3 separate regions of the Homo sapiens genome follow, and all the other regions are linked to region 2. Evidence: chromatin loops called from intact Hi-C (ENCODE). Cell type or tissue: A673. All regions are shown on one strand. Links, peaks and the distances in the headings refer to the core of each region. The heading gives the core; the rest is flanking DNA. Region 1 overlaps G2E3-AS1 (G2E3 antisense RNA 1). Region 2 has its middle 290 kb from the start of PRKD1. Region 3 overlaps G2E3 (G2/M-phase specific E3 ubiquitin protein ligase).

Evidence for each region. Hi-C counts contacts between places; a loop is a spot of excess contacts. Peaks named below come from ENCODE experiments on the same cell type or tissue, not always from the same donor. Only the 100,000 strongest peaks of a DNase experiment are listed, where the experiment ranks them.
Region 1: a loop joins it to region 2, with 2.2 times the contacts of the local background. A loop is called at or near these places in 5 of 110 quality-filtered maps.
Region 3: it touches region 2 in a loop (4-fold over the local background); 3 of 110 quality-filtered maps call a loop at or near these places.

Annotation. Positions count from the first base shown.
Region 1 is chr14:30,438,899-30,447,306 of GRCh38, reverse strand. The region is part of intron 3 of G2E3-AS1 (G2E3 antisense RNA 1); the gene reads left to right. All of the region lies in intron 3 of LOC112267868 (a long non-coding RNA gene), which reads left to right. Among named protein-coding and RNA genes, the nearest start is that of G2E3, 120 kb to the left of the region's middle. In A673, for the core only: a CTCF peak has its summit at 3,698 (motif pointing right); a DNase peak (open chromatin) is centred at 3,706; H3K27me3 peaks cover 1,992 bases.
Region 2 is chr14:30,217,278-30,225,685 of GRCh38, reverse strand. No RefSeq gene overlaps it. Among named protein-coding and RNA genes, the nearest start is that of PRKD1, 290 kb to the right of the region's middle. In A673, for the core only: no CTCF peak of the experiment used is centred there; a DNase peak (open chromatin) is centred at 3,905; H3K27me3 peaks cover 1,535 bases.
Region 3 is chr14:30,607,289-30,615,696 of GRCh38, reverse strand. G2E3 (G2/M-phase specific E3 ubiquitin protein ligase) reads right to left here. Exons shown (of 15, transcript NM_017769.5): 12 at 7,628-7,809; 13 at 3,318-3,490; 14 at 158-348. Among named protein-coding and RNA genes, the nearest start is that of SCFD1, 11 kb to the left of the region's middle. In A673, for the core only: a CTCF peak has its summit at 4,506; DNase peaks (open chromatin) are centred at 4,486 and 4,806.

The sequences.
Region 1 (8,408 bases), core at 1,576-6,575, 220 kb before region 2:
AATGCACCATTATTTTGGATCAAAAGGTTGTCTACTTCTCTGTGAGCTAGATATTGAATATAAGTGGGAGCTAGATTGAAAAAGAAAAAGATGATTATGAGACAGAACTTAGTGCCATCACTAGACCTCCTGTTTGTAGGAACAGTTCCTGGGGATCCATCATCAGTGTGCCAAGCAGTTATGGGTTGCATTTCAAAAGAAACTTAAGGCAGGAGACATACTTGGACCCCAAGTTTAGGGGTGGAAAGAAACGAGAGACTAACAGGTGTTTGATTTTGTGTTGCTTTCCAGCTTCTTGGCTGTTTACTTTGCATTTATTTTATGACAATATTTACCTACCATAATGTGTAACCTACTATGGAGAGAAGTTTTCCTATTTAAACTCATATAGAACACTGAATTAAAAGGTACTAATGAAATTTTTCATTCCATATTGCCCCTGCCATACAAAGCACAGTTTCTACCATCAAAAGGGTTATTAGCTGGCTTGGAAAGATTTGAAAATCATACTGAGACACAGATTTATAGTTCTGTAAGTCAGTTTGAAAATATTATGTGGTCTTCGCATGTTCTCACTCATAGGTGGGAATTGAACAATGAGAACACTTGGACACAGGGTGGGGAACATCCCACACCGGGGCCTGTCGTGGGGTGCGGGGAGCAGGGAGGGATAGCATTAGGAGATATACCTAATGTAAATGATGAGTTAATGGGTGCAGCAAACCAACATGGCACATGTATACATATGTAGCAAACCTGCACGTTGTGCACATGTACCCTAGAACTTAAAGTATAAAAAAAATTCATCATCTAAAAAAAAATTACGTGGTCTTGCAGTCTTAGCATCTAGTAATTGACCACATATGGCCATTCAAGCAGTCATTGAACTTGGTCCACAAATGTGCAATACTTGGGATTATTTCCTGCAAACTTAATTAAGGGAAAGCAAGTTTAGACAGTCTGTAGAGGAGGAAAATGTGTATCTTCTGAGCCTTTTTTGTTCTGTGACTCATCTAATATTTCTTCTCCTGAATCTTTAAGAAGTCAGGCTTTACTTAGCTCCTTGCAGCAAAGCCAAGTGGTCTAGGTAAAGCTTATACAAGATGATAGGCCGTGGTGAGTAGAGAGGGTATAAAGGGTTGTGCTCCCTTTGGGGAAGGGGCAAGTCACATTTTCAAGCGAAACAGAAATTTGCTGCAGTAATTACCCTTTATCATTAATGACAGGCAATTGCCATAGCAACTGGCTGCCACCTGTCTCTCACATACCAGCTCTGCATGCCCTGAAACAAAATAGGAGCACGCTGCCTAGTCAGTTGTGGAGCCACAAGTCTGAAGTTGGGATGGAACTCTGTATCGATATTAAGATTCAGCTAGTGCCATGCATGGTTCTTTGTGTTCGTGGAATAGTAAATAACAGCGCAATGTAAGAAAAATGATTTTTAAAAAGAAAACAAAAGAACAGTGACCCAGGATAGTGTAATGGTTAAAAGTACAGCTCTGAGTCAGAAGAAAGCAGAGTTTGAACCCTAGCTTCTCCGCTTACTGGCTGAGTGACCCTGGACAAATGGCTTAACCTCCCTAAGCATCATGAGGTCAAACTCATAGGCCGTTGAAAGGATTAAGCTGGATAATGTTTGTTAAGCACTTAGCCCAAAGTGAGCACTCCATCAGTGGTAGCCGAAAATGTCCACTGCCTGGCAGCAAGGTGCACTGGGCACATGGCAAGGGCACGATACATAGTTCTTGTTGACTTAGTGAATTAGATCACTAGTAACCATTACTCAGGGAATTCAGGTCTCCAGGTTGCATGCTGTACAAGCTCTCTCTCTTCTTCACTTTTTATGTATGTAGGTGCACAGAGGCATATAGAGACAGCCTTTGAGTGATGTAATTTTGATTTTCTCCACATTTTAGAAATGTGTTCTCAATACCAAAGAGTTCAGCAGGTCATTTACTCTTTCTAATGACACTCTATATAGACAAAGCTCAGTGACAGCTGAAATTAGTTTTTCTTTTGAATCTCCTTGATTATGTCTCCAACCTCTTTAGCACTCTTCTTACCCCCTGAGTCTTGGCACTGTGCTAAGGCCAATTAGAGACGTTAACCACTCGGTGCCTACAGTAGAGGCATTTTTTTTTTTTCTCATCAGGGTGGTGAGACCATGCCAGATTTTCTTTTTCTTTGACCTCTATGCCAAAGAAAATGCTTAGTAACTAGGACTGGTGTTATAAGTTGTTCACACCCCTTTCCCTAATATTTATCATATGATGGTAAAATAAATTAGGATTTGTCCAATCCTAAACTGTATTGCAGCACATAATCTAAAAATCATAAACATTTAGCTAATAATTGTCTGAATGCTATTCTAGACATCAATCCCCTATACCAGAACTAGGGTCATCCTTGGTACCTCCTCCATCATCCAGCATATTTGAATTGTGCGATTGTCCCCTCTTAAACAGCCTTCTGCTCTCTGGTCTTCTGTTTGAATTCATTGCTTTTTCTTAGTCCAGGCCTTACTGTCTCCCCCCTGAATTGCTACAACAGCCCACTGGCTGGTCTTTTCCTCTGCTGTTCATTTTCCACACTTCAGTCAGCATGATTTTATAAAATGCTAATGTAATCATGTTACTAAAAAAGAAGTTTTAGTGGGTTTTCATAACCTCCATGATAAAGATCTTCAGCCATCTGCTTCTGCTCACCTTTCTAGTCACATCTTCTGAAGTGATGACTTTTCTCCAGGGATACCAGCCTACACCAGGCCATTCCATGCTTCTTGTTTTCGTCTAGGCTTTCTTCTATGTGAAACACCCTTCATTCTTACTCACTTTTCCAAGTCCTACACAGGCATTATCTTCTGTTTGAAGATTTTCCATTTACCTATTCTCTAAATACCTCCCTCCTTTGTTACAGTTCACAGGCTGATCATAATTCCATTGTCTTAAACAATATTTAAATCTTCCCTATCAGACTACTCGTGTCTTACGGTAAGGTCTGGGTCTCACTCATTTACGATACCCTTAGTGTCTGATAATATAGTAAGTCCTTAAAATTTTGTAGATGTAAAACACATTTTTAACATTTCTATAAATAACATGGTCTTTTTGTGTATTGTGCTAATAAAAGAACTTTATTGGAACCATGTTTTTCTATCATTCATGGATTGCCATACAGGATTCACAGAATTGTTGGCTTGCTGCATCCTACTTTGAAAAATAAGTGATGATATAGTTCTCTGCCTCTCATAACTAAGATTATTTTTCATACCTGATAAATACAAAAACTGCTCACATAATGTTAAAAAAATTAGGATATAAAATTATATATTTATAATAACCAAACTTAGTAAAAAAAACAACACCAACAAGAATATATTATGAAGCTTAGAAGAAAAGACATACAATATCACTGGTGTTTACTTGCGGGTGGAAGGATTATGGATAATTTTATTTTCTTGTATGTTTTTGCGTATTCCAAATTCTTTACAAAGACCGTGTATTTTATAATTAGAACAGATTTGTTCACAGTAATTGGGGTGGATTTTATTTTTCTTCAGAAGGCTTAGCTAAATTCGCTCACTCTTGTTACTTAGCAAAGAAGGTAGGGAATTGATGATTTAGCCATCTTCTAAACACTTTCCCTTTGCTATAGGATTTAAAGTTAACTCAGGAAGGTAGGCTGAAGTCGCTATTTCCACTAGATGTCACCAAACTACTGGCAATAGTAGCTCAAACGCTCTGTGCATATTCAGTTTTTAGAAACATTTAAACCCCATTATTCAGTATTCCTCGTTATCACACAAAGCATTTAAAATTTGAAGAATTAGTAAGAAAATGCATATTACATAAGGTTCTGGCCCTTTATATAACAAGTGAAGGCTTATATGGATCTTTTGACTTTATGTAATCCATATTTTATTAGCTTCTTAATATAAATGTGAGGAGAAAATTAATATCAGGGGCCCTGTTTAAAATGCTTAAAAATTATTTCCAGATGATTTTCAGCTCTCCTTTTATATAATACGTGGAGTAAAAAAAGGACAGAATCCTGCAACTCCTTTCTGAACAATATTTTTTAGCCTAATATAGCTTTCATCATTGAATGTCTTTTAGTCATGGTTAATGAATAAAAATCTCTTATAGTATTGGGATGATTTTTAGGACATTTTAATTTATTACGGTAAAGCTGTTTATAGTTCATTTTATATGTCAGAAAACAAAGGAAATAACTTTTCCTTGAGGATGAAATAGATTTCTTTTCTCTAATCTAACAAAGGGCAGCTAAGAGAGCCATGTTTCTTTAAATGTATGAACCTGTTTACTGTGTAGATTAAAAATCGGTCTTTTTTTTTCTGATTGGCTCAGTTAATAACTAGAGTGAGGGGTTAGAGGAAGCTTGTTTCCAGTCATTTTGGCATACCAGTGAAAATGATTGGCCAGTCAAAAGACATTTAAATTAGGCAGTGGGCTCTTGGAAATAAACCTTTGTACTATATTCTACATTATTGCTCTCTACTGTGGTGTTTGGTTTTTTAAGATGTGTGGTACTATTTTTCTTAAACTTCACACGGGACAAGCCATAACACAACAGTTTGTAAACAAAAATCTGACTAAATTTTTTAGATTGTTTCTTTTTCTAAAATGTTTTTTTTCAATTGCTGCCCTTTCAAAATAGCAGAGGCTATTAAATAATTCCTGTTCACAGGATTTATGACTAAAATGCCTAATTTTAAATTTCTTCTGTCCTTTTAGATGGCTGTTATAACATATTCTCAGTGTAAAAACTCAAAAATAATAGAGAGCATTACAGATGACAACCATGGGTTTACTTGTGATAAAATAGTCACTCTTCGTTCAGAAACAATGAAGACCAAACCAAATCAGCAAGCTCCCATCAGCATCCACATATCTTAGGTAATTTCTGCAACATTTTTAAACAGAGGAAGATAAATGACATTGATCATCACATTTCAAATGTTATCAACCCAAAACAAATCAATCTGCATTGCATCAGGTATCTTAACTTCCATGAACTAGAGAATATTAGGGTTGCCATTATAAATCTCATCTTACTTTGCTTGGTGAAAAAACCATGAATTATAAGCACTATATAGATACCATGGAAGGCAGAATAGCTTCAGTATTATGGGATTCTAGCTTCTGCAAGTATTCATCAGTTACAACCTGAAATTTCTGTGGTTTGTGTCCTAAACACTGTTTTGCTTGTACAATTCCATCATATAAAGAAATCATATCTGTGTTAGATCCTCTTGCAATATTTTAGTATGTAATTGCAATTGAGTTCTGCTGCCCCAAGCATCTCCTTCAAATTTCTTTACCTGAATCTTTCATATGAAATATTCATCTGAGTCACTCTGATATGGTGACAAGCCTCTATTGTGAAGTGGAAAAGCCATTTTTGGATGTTCCTTTCCAGATATCCGGATTTGCTTCTTGATAGTACTTGAAAGATGAATAGCCTCCATCAGCTACATACAAGGCCTGATCAGTTCACCCCCTCGACATGTTTTAAAGTGTTATTATTCAATGCCTTCCTTTTCTGTGGCCACGAAAACTCCTCTATTTTAACTCCAAAGCATAGTGCATTTGTCCCAATTATGTTATTTTTGTATTCACCATCTCTTTGCTGCAAATGATTATTGCAACTGTAGGTGGAGACAGGATTTTTACTAGTCGGCTGTCATCCATGAAATTACTTAGGCCCCTCAGAGTCTAAAACTGCAGCTTCACATCTTTTGAAATAAAAGTTCGTTTTAAGGTGGGTTAATTTCTTTAAAGTTATCTGTGGTAATTTGCTGCAGTTGTTTAACTTCCTGAGTTTTAATGAATGCTCCAGGGCAAACTTGATGTGAGGGGTTAGTTTTTAGAAATAAAAGGTATTATTATCCACTCAATTTGGTAAAAAAAGAAGTCCGGCACTAAATTTTATATTATGGTTTGCTTTGGGAATCAGCCATGAAAATTTGCTCAGCTCATTGCTAAAGGATATTGAAACACAGTTCTCGCCGACATGGTGTCATCTGTAGTGTGGACAGAGCCTTCACGCTGACAAATACTGCATGAATGCCTGTTGGAGCCAGTAGGCACTCCTGATGATTAACTATAAAAATGCTTTTGACTCTGGTTGCTGACAGGAATGACAATGCTTTGGCCAGACTGGCCTCCTTCTGGACACCAAAGGATGTTCCAGTCTTGGTTTTACCATCTGGTTTCAATACAAGCCAGGAGCAATGAATAGATGTCTTAAAGAGGCAGCAATATACGAATTATTCTGGCTGTATAATCTTTCTTTGATAAGTGAAAAAAGTGTACTTAGGCCTGGAGAACAACACAATGGCTTCTGAAATTCTAATTTTTAGGATAGATAAAGGTGTTTTGAGCATCTCATAAGGCAAGGGGATCTGATGGTATGAGTCCCAAATAAACCTTATGTGGAAACGACAGTTAAATGCATGAGCTTGTATTATGGCGTCGGTTTAGTGTCTGAAGGAAGACCAAGCATGCATTTTATAGGAAACACGTCCTTCTAAGCAAATCTAAATCTATCTAGTCAGGGTACAAGAATTCTTAGCCTTGTAAATCATAGTGAAAGCAGCAACAATGATATTTATTGATGCTTTATAATTTCCAAAAGGCATTTAACTGGATTGTTTCCTTTGATCTTCACAAAAATCTTGAATAGGATAAATAGATATTTTCATACCTTCAATTTACATACAAGGAAAAAGTCAGAGAGATGAAATAACTTATTCAAGGTCACACAGCAAGTGTCAGGGAACAGGGGTCGGGTGGGGGGAGTGAAGGAACGCTAACTCTGGGAACTTGTCGCCAAAGCCAGTGTACTTTCTGCTACCTCACACTGCCACATTTCCTTCCAGCAGCATTCTCTTGATACGAGGACAGTTAGAGTGATTCCATGACTACAAATTCAAGAATATAATATTGCCTTATTCTTCATGTTACTTGTCATCATTTTATATAGAATGGTTTTTATATCTGAGTCTCAAATACCATGGACTATTTGTTTTACCAATACGACGATGAGAACTTGAATTGTGTAGGTATATGGCATAGACTAGAATTGATTTGGATGTGAAAGTGTGCAGAATGCCTGGTGCACTGGGGTCTTGAAAGGGCTTATTTGCAGAGTAGTGTTGCCTGAACAATGCTTGGGACAAATCTCAACATTTCTCTGTCCCAGAGTTGCCCCTTTTCTTATTCCTGTCTGTTATATCTTACATCTTTAATGTAAACTGAATGGTACTTTCATAAAAAGGAGAGAGTAATGATAAAGGCAAAGCTATCTGAGCAAAAATATTTTCTTTGATGAGACATTTGGCTAATATCTGGGTTAAATGATTTCCTGATTATTACTATAAAAATAAAGCCAGGGCATAATGAAAACACTGGAATCCCAGCCAACAGTGAACTGAAACTGACCTATACTGTCCTAATTTGTTAAACCATAATTAGACCTCTCTAGAATATTCTTTTAAAACTTAGCTATGGTAGGGGATAAAAGTAATATCTTTTTCCTCACCCACCACAAGGCTTATGGCTGAGAGGCCTCTATAACCAAAGATGGGTTAATGAGAGAAAAGCATACACGTTTATTTAATATAAGCTTCATGTGGTACAAGCGCCTTCAGAAACGAAGACCCAAAGAAACAGGAAACCCGGTGCATTTTTATGGATAGTCATGCAAAAGTGTGATTGGAGGATGAAGGATAAGACCTAATAATAATAATAATCTGGGGGGAATTATCAAGGCCTGTTCAGATTCTTTTATGTGCCTCTGTGTCTTCAGGCATTTATTTCCTCTTGGTATAGGGAGGACCCCTTTGGAATGGGGGTCTCATGACCTACTTCAGGAGAAGATCAGCTAGGTTTTATGGCTTGCACTGGGGGAGAAGAGAGGAGGGGGAGTCCAGTTTCTATGCTACATTTCAGGGGAGGGCGGACAGGAGGTCAGAGAGACTGTCCTGCTTCTGCTGTTTTCCTAAATGCCAAGGTGCTAGATTTTGGGGTACCCTATCCCGAACCCTGTCACTACACAGAGAATCAAAGTTTCTCAAAGCCTGTTTGAATGTTGTCAAGTATATACTTACATGTATACATCATAATATAATATACACACAGATATACATACATATTTACTCACATTTATATGTTTTTAGATTGCAAAGCAAAGCAAATCTGGGGTAAGCATTAAAGTGTTTTTTGAGCAAGTTGAATCAAAATATAATTTTCTTTTAACTCAAGTCTCTGCTGTTTAAAATGGGCATTTTTATTTGCCAGTTTTAAGATGTCGCATCTGAAGAAAGCCTCATTCCCTCTGGAGGTCACAGGCAATAACTGGCCCCCTGTGATTTGGAGGAGTTTAGC
Region 2 (8,408 bases), core at 1,293-6,292:
GAAGGCTTGAAGAACAGAATGGCTTGAAGAGTTTCCATATTGCTCATTTCTCCAGATATTTAAACATTTTCCAATAGGATCAGTTGAGACCACAAGAGAGCTGGATAATTTGAGCATCTTATTTTACCCTCCCAGGAGATTTTTTAAGAATTTTATTTACTACTTTTTCTTCTCAAGAATGATTTTGGACAGCTGTGCAAAACCATTGAGCTGTGCTTTGCTGTTGTGTCATCCTCTAGACTGACAGAAGTTGGGAAGCAAAGTCACATGAAATTTGCTCTATTTGTCTCAGGTGCAGCACACAATGTTCTCTTGATGTGGACCCCGGGGAGACATTCCTCTCTGATCTCAGTACTAGGAAAGGCCTGGTCTCTTGATAGCAACTGTGTTATTTTTATATAATAGACACTATGAATCATGTCATATTTTCCTTTGTTTGGCTGCTCACAAGCTCACAGCCACATTTGTAGCCCACCTCTAGGAGCTGTGCAAACTTTATAGCCTGTATTTCTCTGTGCTAATCTTTCCCCTGGCTTTCTATCGTTTTTATACTCTTTTTTAAATACTCGACCCTCACTGCCTCTTATTATTTTAGCATGATTTACTGTATTTATTTTTGAGTCTATCTCATATCCTTTTCAGAACACAGAGCAGTAGGTATAAATAAGCAAGTAAATAGTAAGAAAAAGTATTCCATGGATCTCCAAGTGTGTCTCGATCACTCCACTTATAGGCGAGACAGAGCACTTTCAGCCAGTGCTGCCAGGCTGTGTGGCATTCACAAACCCTATCCTTGGCCACCTCAGGCTTCAGTCATTGTGGCAAGATGTTTTCTACCCAGCTGTCTAAGAGGAAGAGGTGCTCTGGGGCCAAGTAGGTGAATTCCAATCTTCTCCCTTCCCTGTTGGATACCAAAATTCTTGAGGAACATAATAGGATATTCGGAGTGAATCCAGCTCCATAAATCCTCTAATGAAGAGACCACGAGAAGCTCAGAAATGCTTGGTCTGCATGGCTTATGGCTCAGGCCTTCCAAATGGAAGGCAATCCTCAGGTAGGAGGAAGGAGGCAGAGCCAGGCATTAGATACCCCCATTAGGTTGGTATCTTAAGGGGGTATCCCTTAAGATGGGAGAGTGAGAGGTGGCTTCCTAGTGGAAGAGAGGACTTGGGTGGTTATAACAGTCTCCAAGGACTCTTTAGACATGGTTTAGGCAAAACAATTGCCACCAGGGTTCCTGAGAATGTAGGAGGTCCCAAGAAATGTGGCAGGAAATTTTAGAGGGCAGGGGTCTCAGATAGTTGGAAGCTAGAAGGTTCATCATTTTTAGAACCGCTGAGCTGGAATTCTGTGAAATGATTTTTTTTTTCTCCCTTTCACGCCTGGCAAACATTTAAACCTTTTGAAACCATATAAGTTTATGCAATTGTTTCTTGTTTGGAAGGCGATGCTGCCAAGTTGCAACCATGGAGCCAAAAATTTGCCCTGGCACTGCCCATGTCCTCATTCCTGCCCTGTACTAGGGTTCTGGCAAGAACCTGATTGGGAATTTTCTTTTCTTTCTGGAGTGTGAAAAATGGGAGGTAGCCAAGGTAAACAGAAATGAACTTAGATAAAAGTTGTATTTCCTTACAGTGACTCTGTTCCCAGGTGTGAGGTTTTGTGCATCTTTGAGAACTAACTTTATTGTTAACAATATGGACAAAGAGAAGGACTACACACCATCTCTGACTATCTTATCAGCTTCTGCAAAGGTAAAAGACAGGGCATTTTAGAGATGTAAATTATTTGCTAGAGGTTATGTGGGAAGTAGAGTAACTGGGATTGGGACAATGAGAAACGTTTTGAATTTTCTGAGAAAAGATGATAAGATAATAAAAGCTGATATCAATCTAGAAAGTCTGGCTAGAGCAGAGAATTCCGCTGCCTAAGCTGATCAGGCATGCTTTTCAGCCCTCTTGTGAATTCCAAGTGACAGTGGGGAGAGGAGGCATCTGCTCTCCAAACATGACACAGTCATGGCAGTAATAATGACAGAGCCTGTAGATAACGCTGTGCCAACTGCAGGTCAATGAGAAGCCAGTGCAGGTCTGCAGTCTGCACACCTGGGGCTGGCTGGAGGCCTTTGGCACTGTTTCCTGTTTACATGAGTCAGAACCCAGATATCCTCTGGCTTTCTGCCTGATTTTTGAGTCACCACCAGCTTGGAGGGGCCAAGTGAACTGATCTCTCTGGACTATACTAAGGAGACTCTTGGCTTTGACCATGGTCACAGATCTCTCTGTGCCCAGCCTTCTTCTAGTAGCATCATTCGACTTAACTGTTTATAACAAGATTTCACTTAAACAAGCTCCCCTAGTTACTTGAGATAAACAGCACAGAGGGAGAGAGAGAACCGAGGAGAGTAATAGAAAAATGTGTGCTTTTAGCTGAGACTTTCAGCTACTCATTTTGATTTTCAAAATAGCTCCCATTTCTGAATTCTGAATTTCTGAGAGAAAGATGGCAAATCTAATGATTGCCATTTAGGCTTTCCAGTGGCTCTTCGGTCCTGAAAAATAAGAATTGGAAGGGCAGACACAAGATTGGGGCCAGTCAATTTGGGTTTTTCTCCTCCCCATTATGGCCACTACGCTGGTGTTATTTGGTATGGGTGTGCATGTTCTGCATCCTCATGCCTTGCTTTAAATCCCAGAAAAGGATGGATGAAAAATTCTTCCCTTTGCTCCTGTTGAAATTATTTCAGTACAGAGTAACATAACCTCCTGTTTTAATCTTCCATTTAATTGATATTTGAGTGCCTACTTTAGGTAAGGCACTGTGCTAGGCACACAAACCTTGTGAAGATGAATGGAATGGTTCTTGCCTTAAAATAGCTTTCAATTAACCAAGGAAACTGTAACATATGCTCAACCATCTATAATATTTGGCTTGCTGTGACACACGCATTGGAAAAGTTGGAAGTAAAGCTCTGAGGATGTCCAGAGAAGCCAGAGGACATTTTCATTGAGAGGTGAGAAAATGTTTTCTTAAGACTGTAGCTTTTATGGCTGGGCCTTGAGAGACATATAGAATAGAATTTTACAGTTAGAAAGGAGGAACGAGGTCATTATAGTAACAGCAGTGAGCTACGGCCATGACTGGGTTCAGGAAACAGACACTGGTCCAAGTGTAGGATACATAATATAGTAATCATTAGGTTATCTTTAAAATGATTTGTGGTTTTCACACTTTTGGCCCATATGTTATCTGTTTGATCTTTATAACAACTTCATATGGTTGGCCTATGATTATTGAGGATAAAGTAAATAAATATATTCCTACTTAGCAGGCAGCAGGGAGCCACACAAAGTATTATTCAGGGAGTGGTGAATCTGAGTTGGGTATAATGAGGGCAACTCAGCAGCAAGGATCTTTTGTAGGCTGGACTGAAGTGGGAAAAGTTGGAGGTGGGAAGATCAGTTTCGAAGGTGCAGTGATAGTGTAGGCTGGGAGTGAGAGAACACAAAGGAAGAGATGGGAGAAGACACATTCCCAAGGTTGAATTGCAGGTCAATAGAAAGTGGTTTGAATGACTCAAAAGCTATTTTATGAAATTCTCTGCTCTGACCGTCCCTTAGTTCGAGTTATTTTCTCTTTATTTGTATCCTCAGAGGATTCTGGTAACTTTATTTAGCACTTCTTCCTGTCTCATTTTATTGTTGTTTACATATCTGATACCCGGATTAGGTTATTAGGTTGTAAGCTTCTGGAAGCTAAGGATGATGTTACTTATCTTTGTCTTTCCTCCGGGGAAAGTATATAGCACGGTCACTTGAACATAACTAATGTTTAATAAATGCTTGCAGTATTTAACTCCAGTTTGGCAGTGAAAGACAAAATGAGAGCTTAACGCAGCAGGGTTGCAGGAAAGGGTTTATTTATTTAGTTTCAGAAACAAGTGAGATACAGTGGAAAGAACATGCAAGTTGGAATGAAACTTGGTTTAAATCCTGGCACTACCCATTTATTTCGTACATGACGTCGGCCAAGTTACTTAATGTGTTTAAGCATAATTTCCTCTCATACAAAATGCCAATTATAAAATCGACCTTTTGAGGTTACTGTGAAGACTAAATACAGTATCATGTGCATATTATCTAATACAATATCTGGCACATAGGATATCTTCAACAGTGTTAGTTAAAAGTCCTGTACTGATATAACCCCCTGGCTTGAGTATGTTCCTAGACAAAAGGGGAAAAGAACAAGAGATGGAATTCATAAGAGAAAGGAGAAATAATATAACAAGATTCAATAAGATGGAGTGACGGAGGAAGAAAGACGGATGCTGCTTCCCTTTAAGTGTGTGGGAGGGAGAAAAGGAATCATGAACATTTAAAGAAATTCTGTCAAGTGAAAAAGAAGGGTTCTAGGAACACCAGTCTCAGAAAAGCTGAAAGAAAGATGAACTGCTGGGGTAAGATGTGAGAGGGGATTTAAATGGGGTTGGGTACTGGAAAGTGGGAGACAATATGTGGAGCAGCTGCTATGGAAACTAGGGCAGGAATCAACAAAACCGGAGAAGAATTCTTAGAAGCAGGAAAGGTCAGTGACGCCTGGATGGCATGAGTTTGGAATTTATGCAATTAGCAAAGCATCAAAAAGCATGAGTCCAAAATGTCCCTGGCCAGTTCCATTTATGGAGTTCTTATCAGTGCTGTGCAAGCCATTGAGCTGCACAGATGGGCTCTCAACCAGTGGTGGGGACACAGTAACAAACAGAGCTGGAAATACACACACACACACACACACACACACACACACACACACACACACACACGTATTCTATCAAATCAATATATACATAGACATGTATTCTATCATATCAATATATATGTATTCTGTCAAAGAAGGATATGTTGATATATTCTGCCAAAGAAACAGATTGGCTTACCCAATCTAGTGCTATGTTAAATAAGCTTTTTATTTTATATATGGAAAAGACTTTAGAGATTATATCAACCCAACCTTAGGTGTAAGAACTCAGCGTAAGTGACTTACCAGCAATTATTTTACCAGGAAACAGTGTGGTATGATACTTAGGAGTGTGACCCTGGAATTTGACTTTTGGAGTTTGAATCCCAGTTGTGTGACCTTTGGCAAGTTTCCTAACCTGTATAAAATATATTCAATTATAAAGCATGGATACTAATACCATCATCCTCATAGGATAGTTGTAAGGATTAAATGAAATCATCTTTGTAGCATGCTTAGTCTGATGCCTGAGATGAGATGTCACTGCATAAAAATTATTTAGACTCAGGTATCTTGATTGTTGTTCATGATTCTGTCTTCTACATGGGGCTGCCTTGTTGACTGATAGATTTCCCTGAGGAATGGCTGTGGATAACTGCCATTGGATGCAAGTTTCTTTGGGTACAACTCTTTTCTTTATTAGCCATACTAAATATATTGGGCCCATCTTCCTTATGAATTTACATATTTAACCCTTGACACACCAATTTCTTTTCATTGTTCCTATTGAACTTACACAGTGCCCTCACAATCAGTATGCTCTTGCTTGAAATACTTGTAATGAATTATCTGTATATAGTTTACGAAACTAGCCTCATTTTTTTTACAGCCATACAGTTTTTACAACCACTGACTTTTGAAGATTAATCTCATAACTTTTTTTTTTTTTTTTGAGACAGAGTTTCGCTCTTGTCGCCCAGGCTGGTGCGCAATGGCATGATCTTGGCTCATTGCAACATCTGCCTCTTGGGTTCAAGCAATTTTCCTGCCTCAGCCTCCTAAGTAGCTGAGATTACAGGCGTCTGCCACCATACCTGGCTAATTTTTGTATTTTTAGTAGAGACAGGGTTTCACCATGCTGGCCAGGCTAATCTCAACTTTCTTAATGAGAATTCTGTTAAATAGGGAACACTATTAAGCATATTAAGCATATTTTTTGTACAAGGAAACCAAGGAACAGAGAGGGTCAGTGAGTTTGCTGAGGCCAAACAGTGACAGAAACATGGAGCACAAAGCATGGATTATCCATAACTTGGCCCATTGGTGTGGCTTCTCCTCCCATTATACCCTCAAATCACCACGAGCTTTTCTAGAGACATTTTCTTTGGCCTCATGGTATTGCATATATGCTTGAGATAGACCATAAAGCACCAAACTATCCTTTTTAGAACCCAGAAATCACGATTCCCTTTTTCTACCTCTACCTTCAATTTTTGTGGCAATGGAAAAAGAATTCAAAATCAGGCTGAGCAAGTCCATTTGGGTCTTAGGAAACAAGTCAATTGTTTTTATTTTCTCTACTCCCAAGATACTCTGGGGTTGGTACACAGCAGCCTGGAAAAGAGAAGCATCCATGGGCCATCTCATTTCTGACTCAGTCAGCCAGCTGGGTGTTGAGACTATTTCCATGGCTTCCAATCCGTCAATGCTTGAAAACATTTACTACGGAAAGGATCGCTGGCTCGGGGAAGACATTTGTCTAATTCGGCAACAGTACTTTACACTGCATTTCCAGATTATGCCTCTCCTTGAAAATGATCTATTACAGGAGCAGTTTATAAAATTAAACACTTGTCATTATGCAATGCAAAATTCATGAAGCAACCAAATGTCAGGGATCTACATATTTAAAAGATGGGAGCTTTAGCATTTCTTCCCTGGCAGGGATTCTGAGCAGTAAAAGGCCCAGAGAAAAACATAGCTAATCACAAAGCTGTTTTGGAATGGACCAAACCATTCCTTTTTGGGACTGTTAGTCCAAAGGGACCCTCTTTCTCTGGTGGAAAAATAATTGTCTACTTAATAATTATTTATTGAATATTTGTGTGCCAATCAATGTGCAAAGTACTGGGACAACATCAATGAATAGAAGCAGTGTCCTGGCTCTCATGGAGCCAACATTCTAATGAGAATGAGGTGAGAGAGGTAGGCAATAAACAAGTAAACAAATAAATGACATGAAAAAAAATTTTTTTTTATAATGTTCCCTCCCTACCCACACATCTTTTTTTTCTATTAGAGAAAAAGGATATCTATCATCTCAAACTACAGTAGCCTTTTTTGAATTGCCAGGGACAAGTTACTCATCTGTGAACTGTTAACACGGAGCAATTATGGGGTACAGGGTACCACTCTAGTTACAGACCTGCTGGAATATGATAGGGTAAAAAATAAATTAGCTATCTGCAAGAAACTTTCTTGGAAGAAATACAAAACACACTCTTGATAAAGCTGATGATCATGCTGTTAGAGCCCCCTTGTCCATGTTCTCTCCTATTACTTTGCTACTAGCTTTGGAGGATAGAGGAATAAATACTCATTCCTAGGTAATTTAAGCCCTTGCATAGGGGCCCAATTACCCATCCATTTGAAGCTCATAAAGAATACCCCTGGCCAATTCTCATGCCTCAGCCTCCTGAGTAGCTGGGACTACAAGTATGCGCCACCACATCTGGCTAATTTTGGTACTTTTTATTAGAGACAGGGTTTTGCTATGTTGGCCAGGCCAGTCTCAAACTCCTGGCCTCAAACACCTCAAGTGATCTGCCCACAATGGCCTCCCAAGGTGCTGGGATGTTCTCTCCCATTATTGCTTTTAGCTTTGGAGGATAGAGGAATAAATACTCATGGCCAGGTTTGGGCCTGTGATAGATACAGGAGCATTAGGCAACTTAAGCCCTTGCACAGGGGCCAATTATCCATCCATTTTAAGCTCATAAAGAACATCCGTGGCTACTCAGGAGGCTGAGGAATGAGAATTGCTTGAGCCTGGGAGGCGGAGGTTGCAGTGAGGTGAGATCGCACCACTGCACTCCAGCCTGGGTGACAGAGCAAGACTCTGTCTCAAAAAACAAACAAACACACACAAAAAAACAAAAGAAGACCACTTGCTAGAGGGACCAGTGACTTACGAGTCTACCTCTAATACCTTCTCCATTGAGAACCATATCTACTGGCCATGATTCCTCTTGGGTGTCTGTGCTACCAGTTGAGACCCATGGATATGTTACTGCCTTCTCCTCAGAGCTCTGTTGTCACCTCTCATACCATACTCACCAGTTCACCCCAAAGCAATTCTGTCATGAGATTTACACCTGGCTGCTTTGGCACAGTCATTTTGATGCTAGGAACTTTTTGTCATGGAAACATGGTTTTGACATAATATTTTAGCCTCTGACTTTCAGTGTTTTAAAATACACATTATGTTGACAGTTAAGAGTGTAGTAAAGATCAAGGATATTGATTTTGCATGTTAATTAGTAATGACAAGAAAAATAGTGATCTTACATATTGAAAGTGCCATTTTGATGTCAAAGTAGCTACATCAAAATGATTTTGTCAAAATTGATGCATTAATCACAATGTCAAAAAGTTCTTCTTGGATTGTCCTC
Region 3 (8,408 bases), core at 1,941-6,940, 390 kb before region 2:
ATATAAACTTGCTTTGAAATAACTTTCTTTTGTAAATACGGAGTTAGCATCTTAATATTAATACCAAAAGGCAAAACATACACAAATAAAACCCCCAACAAATATGCTGAAACAAATATTCTGAGATCGTTAAAAGTAAAATAAAATATCCACATACCTTCAACAGCCTGTAAGTAACTGTTCCAAAACCCCAAAGCTTTCACATCAGGTAATGTGTGTACTGTAAAAAGCTCACTAAGGATTTTTGCAGAAAGACTCTCAGGTTTATGACACAGGATGCTACAAAATGCTTCTGGATAAGCCTGAATTTTCTCCAAAACACCAAGGGTTTTCAGACCCTGCTTAAAACTTAAGAGAAGAAAAATAATGAGCCAACATTCATACATGTGTGTTTGGTATTATATTAGGGAATATTTCCAGCATTTTATCTGGCATGTTTTCAAAACAGCTAATGATTTTTAAAAAACAACCAAAAAACCCCCACAAGAGACAATCATATTTTCAGATGTGAGGAAAAAGAGAAGATATGGATATACTACACATGATACTTTCAAATCCATAACAAGCAAATACATTAATATCAAATGAATATTTTATGTACCTACATTATTTGGCTTTATAGTTTCAAAACTAACAAGTTTTTATTAGTAAGAAAGACATCAAAATCTGAAGTGTTTTACACTTCAAAGCTAATTATTATAAAAATAAAGTTTCCCAGATATTACCAAGAGTGATAAATCTTCATTACATAAAAATTTAAAACCCATGTATTGCTAAAAAGAAATTAAGATAAAGCAAATGACAGATATTTTATATGACAGAAAATTAATTTTATGCAAAGAATACAAATTCTTCTGAAAGATCAATAGGGAAAATGAACAAAAAATATATGATTAACAAAAGAAATGCAAGTAACAACTGAATATTTTAAAATGCACATTTTCATTAATAAGCAAAGAACAAACATATCATTTTTGCCTGACTTTCTAAATTTCCTATTCACCTCCTCAGATACTCTTTTGTATGTGAGTGGGACGTGAGTTTTAGAGTGCCAGGAGCAGAATGTTATGGTTTCAAATGAGTTCCTTCGAAACTCATGTTGAAATTTAATGGCCAGTATAACAGCAATGGGAGATAGGGTCCTTAAGAGGTGAGTAGGTCACAAGGGCTCCGCCCTCATAAATGGATTAATATCATTATTGTGGGAGTGAGCTCCTGATAAAAAGGGTAAGTTCAGCCTGATTTCGAGGGCACACCTATGGGTTGAGTGCTCACTTGCTCTTCCACAATGCTATGACACAGCAAGACAGCTCTCACCAGATGCTGAGCAGATACTGGCACTATGCCTTTGGACTTCCCAGCCTCCAGAACTGTGAGAAATAAATTTCTTTTCTTTATAAATTACCAAGTCTCAGGTATTGTTATAGCAGCATAAAATGAGCTAAGAACACACATGTTTATCTGTTATCATTAAAAAGAAAAACAAATAATAAAAGAATAAACCACAAAAAAGTTGCCAAAATGGTTACTTCATAAAGGGTTGAATGGTGGACATAGTAAGGATGAAACCTATACTTCTTTGTATATACTTTCAATATATTCTTATTATACATTTGACTTTGGAACTATATAAAACATTTTATATAATTTTAAAATAAAATGAAATGTTAATAAAAACTAATCACTAAAAATAAAAAATGAAAATGCAATTTATGCTCAATTTTTAGCCACACATAAAATATTCCAATGACTTATAAGCACAACAATTTGATAATGTTAGTATTGTTATTCTGAGACTATTGGTTATGAAATGTGGAATAAATCACATGAAATAGTTGCTTCATACTTAAATTCTCCAGTGTCATTAAGAACTGGAATTCTCAACACAGGACAAAGAAAATGTTAAGTAAAAATCATGCAATAGAGAATCTGAATTAGAATTATCAGGACACACTCATAATGTATCTTTAAAAAAAAGTTTGATTTTAAAAAAAAAAACAAAATAGATTAAAATAGATTTAAAAACCCTTGATTTTCTAATTTGGGTTCAATGAAAAGGTCTAGATACCATGACCAACCCACCAAAACTAAGAATCTCTAGCATCCAGACTGTGGTTGTGAATTACCCATTTCCCATTAAAAATAACAAAGGTTCCTTAGGCTAAAATGTACAAAATGAGTCTGAAACACCTTGTGATACCATATAGCAAAAAAGCTTACAAAGACCATTAAGGCTCACATCGAAAGAATTAAAAACAATAATATAAAGAGACTTATACTGGTCCAAGACATATAAACTTCAGTAGTAATAGTAACTATAAAGATTTTAAACACATCAAATATATTTAAATCTATGGATTAATGATACTACTTTTTTTTAAATGAATTTATCAGGTTTGAGATGATATCTGGTATTGGCTTTAAAATAATACTGGAGTCAATAACAAGGGTAGGATAAAGATGAACAAGACAGGCACAAGTTAATAAGTGTTAGATCTGGATGGTGATTACAGACTTTCATATGTGTATTTCCATTGTTTAAAAAAATTGTAAGAGTGTAAGGAGATACATAAGTTGTCTAACTTAGACCAGTGTTCTAAACTAAAGGACAGCAGGAATCATACATACCTTGTTAATCAAAGAACGGTCAATATATGTATTACCCAGCAGATAAAAGGTACTCAATAAATAGTTATTAAATGAATGCACAGAGACAGAATAGTTGGCTCATGTGGTAAGAGTTTTAAAAAGAATATTTTTTAGAAAAAAATTATAATCTGAAGCAGTGGTTATTTCTATGAAAGCATCATACATTTACACAATTCTTTTTTCATTTTTTTGAGAGGGAATCTTGCTCTGTCACCCAGGCTGGAGTGCAGTGGCATGATCTTAGCTCACTGCAACCTCCGCCTCTTGGGTTCAAGCAATTCTCCTGCCTCAGCCTCCCAAGTAGCTGAGATTACAGGAACCCACCACCACGCCCGGCTAATTTTTGTATTTTAGTACAGACGGGGTTTCACCATGTTGGTCAGGCTGGTCTCAAACTCCTGACCTCAAATGATCTGCCTGCCCCAGCCTCCCGAAGTGCTGGGATTACAGGTGTGAGTGAGCCACCATGCCCGACCTACACAATGCTTATTAAATGATCAGAACAGTAACCATCCTAAAAAGGCTTAAGTTATTATTTAAAAATAGCATTTAAATTTTTTTCTGAGAAAAACATCTCACTTATTACCAAATATATCTCACATTACAAGATAATTAACCACTTTAAACATGTAATTTGAAAGAGCCATATATTAATAGAAACAACTTACCTTTCAAAGGGTGTGTGGACTCTCTGAATTACATGGTAGCCAAGTATGTCTTTTACTAACATATATTTATCACTTAATGTCGTTATAAGTCTGAGACATCCAATTAACTCAAGGTAGTTATAGCATTCATTTATTATTGACTTTAAGTCAGCTACAGTTGTTGCAGTATTTATCTGTAATGAAGGAGAAAATACAGCCACTTTACTCATTTACTTTTGAGTGACATGCACATTTCAAATGATACTTGTTAATTTATACTCAAATTTCTTAGTACATATGGGTGCAGTAAAAGTAAACCAAGAAATATTCTTCTAGAATAAATGTCTGATCATCCAGTTCAACAAATTTGTCTATTTCTGCCTTCAAGAAATCCAGAGTATAATGCCACTTTACTACGTGAAACTATTTATAAAAAAGGAAATAACTGACATTGAAAAATTATATAGCACTAGGTAAGACTAGCTACTAGGGAGGCTGAGGTGGGAGGCCTGCTTGAGGCCAGAAGTTCAAGAACATCCTGGGCAACACAGCTAGCCCCCCTCTAAAGAAAAAAAAAAAAGGCCTGGTGTGGGTGGTATACACCTGTAGTCCTAGCTACTCTGGAAGATGAGGTAGAAGGATTTTGAGCCCAGGAGTTGGAGGTTCAGTGAGCTATGATCACACCAATGTACTCCAGCCTGGGTGACAGACTGAGACCTTATCTCTTAAAAAGAAAAGAAAAAAAAAGAGAAAAGTTACCTAGTACTAGATAGGCAAGAAAGATGACCTGAGAATTCATGAAAAAGAGTAACAGCTGAGAATTAAAAGATGGACAGAATTTTATCAAGAATATTTTAGTGAACAGCATAAACAAAGAAATACTTGGCCATTTATGTGCAAGACACTTTCATACAGGTTAGCTCTTAAAGGTACAGATGGAGAAAGTTAAAAATAGGAAACAATCCATTAACAGAAAATTTACTTGCAATTTCCTTTTCCTAAAACATTCTTAGAGATTTACATGACTTCTTTTCATTCATTCAAAATCTCTGCTGAAATCTCCTAAGTTTTTCATGACTATTCTGCTCAAAATACTATCTTTACACCCTGTCGGAGTAATAATTGGGTATATGTTGCCTCATCCCTGCAAACCCTCAACCCTGAGTTTCAGCTGGGCACATAGCCAAACTTTTGCTGCAGCTAGGTGGGGCTACATGACTGTTCAATGGGATGTAAGTAAAAACAACATGTCAAACTTCCCTGCTCTCAACTTCCACTTTTCTCCTTTAAGAGCAAGCTTCAACCATGTGGATGCAAACAATAATGCTAAGTGTTACACGATAATGAGAGGAAGGAACTCAAGTCCTTAGACGGTTTTGTAAATCACAACTCTATCTCGAAAACAGAGGGCCATCTGTATAAAGGGCCAGATAGCATTTTATGCTTTTCAAACTATATGGTATCTGTTGCAGCTACTCAACTCTGCCACTGTAGCGTGAAAGCAGTCAGATCAGTAGCAAATGGGCATGGCTGCATTCCAATGTAACTATTTACCAAACAGGCAACAAGCCAGAACGTGACTTACAGGCCATTTTTTGCCAACTCTTACCCTAAAATCTAGACAATGGATTTTACAGAACAGTAAACATCTGCCTTGTTTGAGCCACTGTCTTTCTGGGTCTATGAGATACAGAAGTTTAGCCTAAAACCTAACTTGTATATACTCCAACCCTTATCCATCTCCTTTTATTCTGTTGTATGTATGCATGTATGTATTTATGTATACATTTATTTATTTGGGATGGAGTCTCACTCTGTTGCCCATGCTGGAGTGCAGTGGCATGATCCCGGCTCACTGCCACCTCTGCCTCCCGGGCTCAAGCGAGCCTTTCAAGCAGCTGGGACTATAGGCGCGCGCCACCACACCTGGCTAATTTTTTTGTATTTTTAGTAAAGATGGGGTTTCACCATGTTGGCCAGGCTGGTCTCGAACTGCTGACCCCGGTGATCCACCCACCTGTTCTCCCAAAGTGTTGGGATTACAGGCGTGACCCACTGCGCCCGGCCATATTCTGTTTTATTTAGCATTATAATACATTTTACTACGTGATGGCATATTACATTTGTTGTTTATCTTCTGTGTTCTCTCTTAATGTAAATTCCAAGAAGGCAGATACTTTGCTTCACTACTCTATCTTTAGTAACAAAACAGTACAGAATACATAGTATTTCTTAAATAAATGAACAAACACTGGATAAAAAGTACAGAAACTGGAGTAGATAAAGCCATGAAGAGAGGTGAAGGTCTTAAATGCCCTAATGAAGAGCTTCAACTTCGTTCAACAGGCAATGAGAAGCCACTGGGGGATTCCTGAGGAAGAAAGCAATATGGTCAAAACTGTACTTTTGGAAGAATCATCCCAAATAAGAATATTAGAACAACATTCTAATTGTCTAAGCCTAGGGAAAATTTGAGTTTGGTAAAATAGGCACACTAGAAACAGGAAGGAAAGGTTGACAATAAGTCAGTCTTAGAGGCAGGTGACTTGACATATAACTGGAAAATGGAGGAGTATGAAAATGACTCTCCAAGACAGCTTGGAAGTAAGAAGTCTCTTGGAAAGAAAAGGCAAACAGGTAAAAACACAAAAAAGCCCCACAAAAAACAATCAAACAAAAAATTCTGGGAAAAATACTATTTTTATCTTAAACATGTTAGACTCAATGTGCTAGCAAGACCCAGGTCTTATCTGTATATAAAAGTCCGGGGGCTCAAAAATACAGGTCTGTAAATCATTCAGAAAGATTACAGGAGAGAAGAAGCTCTCCAAATAATAAAGAATGATGACTGTTAAGACAACACTGAAAAATGCTAAGTTTCAGGGGTAAGAAGAAGTAAGAAGCATTAAAGAAGAGAGAATCATCAGAAGTAGGAGGAAGTACAATATTAAATAAAATATTGCAGAGAAATTCTAAGTGGTAATTGCAGAAGTCACAGCAGATGAAAAATTAGAAAAGGCCTTTGGACATGGATATTTAGCTCCCTGGATATAAACTATGAACTAGCTAACTTGAGACTGGTGGTAGGGACAGAAGCCTGATTACAAGAAATAAATAGGAAATACGAAGTAGAGACAATGAAGCTTAAATATACTTTTTTTTTAGTAAAGAGGGCACAAAAAGAAAAACGAAGAATTAAAGGGTCAATTTAAAACATGATGTTAGGATAAGCAGTCTTAGGGCAAATAAACAGAATTGTTGTAATACACTGTAGCAACTCACACTTCAATAGTGCTTACTGTGTGATTTAGAAACTGAGGTTTAGTAAGATTAATATGCCCAAAGTGACACAACATATAGTAGTTATAAGAGTTGGCATTCAAAGTAAAATCTGACTTCCAAGCCTGTGCTTTTTTTTTGAGACAGTGTCTCCCTCTGTTGCCCAGGTTGGAGTGCAGTGGTGTGAGCTCAGCTCACTGTAACCTCCATCTGCCGGATTCAAATTATTCTTGTGACTCAGCCTCCAGAGTAGCTGGGATTACAGGCACATGCCACCACGCCTGGCTAAGGCCTATGCTTTTAATCATTAAACAACACTGCCTGTTAATTGAGACAATGGATAGAATATGCTTAAGTAGGAGGGAGGTTAAGGAAGAAAAGTTAAATGGCTTGCATTGTCTCAGTTTTTAAAGCAGTAACATGTTGGCAATGACACTTATATGGCATTATGATAAATGAGTGTTTGCACATGTGACATGTTTAGTACAGGTCCCATTATAAGTGCTGAATAAATGAACTATTTTTAGGCGGACGCATTAAGTCCTCCCCGATCCCTACCACTTGTTTCCCTTTGGAAGAAATTCAGCCTAGTCTTTCTCTCCATCTATCATTCATACCTCCCTATAGAAGGAAGGAAAAGTATTCTAACTGGTAAGCCAAATCCTTCCTCTCTTCAGACCCATCGGCCTCCATCAAAGTGCACTTTCATCTGCTTTCTAGCTTGCAATAGGGAATCTGCCTCACGTTGTCTCTAGCAAGGCAGGCAAATCCATGTATTTCTGAGGAGTATTCACAAGCCATGGTGAACACAGACCAAAATCACATTATCCAACTGGTTTTACCAACATTAAACGTGGCACTTTAATCTCCAGCCATCTGACTTTTAAAACTATCTTTTAACTGGTTCAGAACTCCACTGGTAAACAGAAATATATGTTTACAATCCCTAACTCCTTCATAGATAATACTATTATTTTATTGCAGATCAGTCATTTACATTAAAAGATACCTAGAATGTAGTGTGCATTTTAATAAACAGATACATTGCTTACCCTGATTATAATCTGTGCCACATCAAAGTCTGAAACATCATCTAAAATTGGCTGGGTATTTTCTGGTCCATAAACAAGGCAGTTAAACAAGGTTTTAGAAAAGAAACCAGGTGAAGGACCACCGTGAACTAAAGAAATGGCAAGCATTTTGCCAGCTTCATAGTAAAGATTCTCTTTCAGAGCTGTAAATACAGATGAAAATATATCAAATACACTTCTATTATTATAAGATAACCATCATTTTTTATATTAAAAATTAGTCCAAAAATCTAAGCATTAGATAAATATAATTCTTAGAAGCTATCATTATGTAGAAAATATAGATCTTACCTAAAATATAAAAAAAGACACATTTTTCTGAATATAAAGTAAAAATCTATTGTAGAAAACATAAAACACAATAAACCTACCACCATAATAACCACTGTGAACACTTTGGTGTACAGTCATGCACCATATAAGGATGTTGTGGTCAAGAATGACCAAATACACTAAGGTGGTCCCTAAGATTATAATGAAGCTGAAAAACTCCTATGACCTAGTGATGTTATACTGTCATAGCACAATGCATTACCTTTTGTATATTTAGATATACATATACTTACCATTGTGTTACAATTGTCTACAGTATTCAGTACAGTAACATGTTATACAGGTTTGCAGTCTAGAACCAATAGGCTTTACCATAGAGCCTTGGTGTGTAGTAGGCTACACCAACTAGGTTTGCGTAAGTATACTTTATGATCTTTGCATGATGAAATTGCCTACTGACACATTTCTC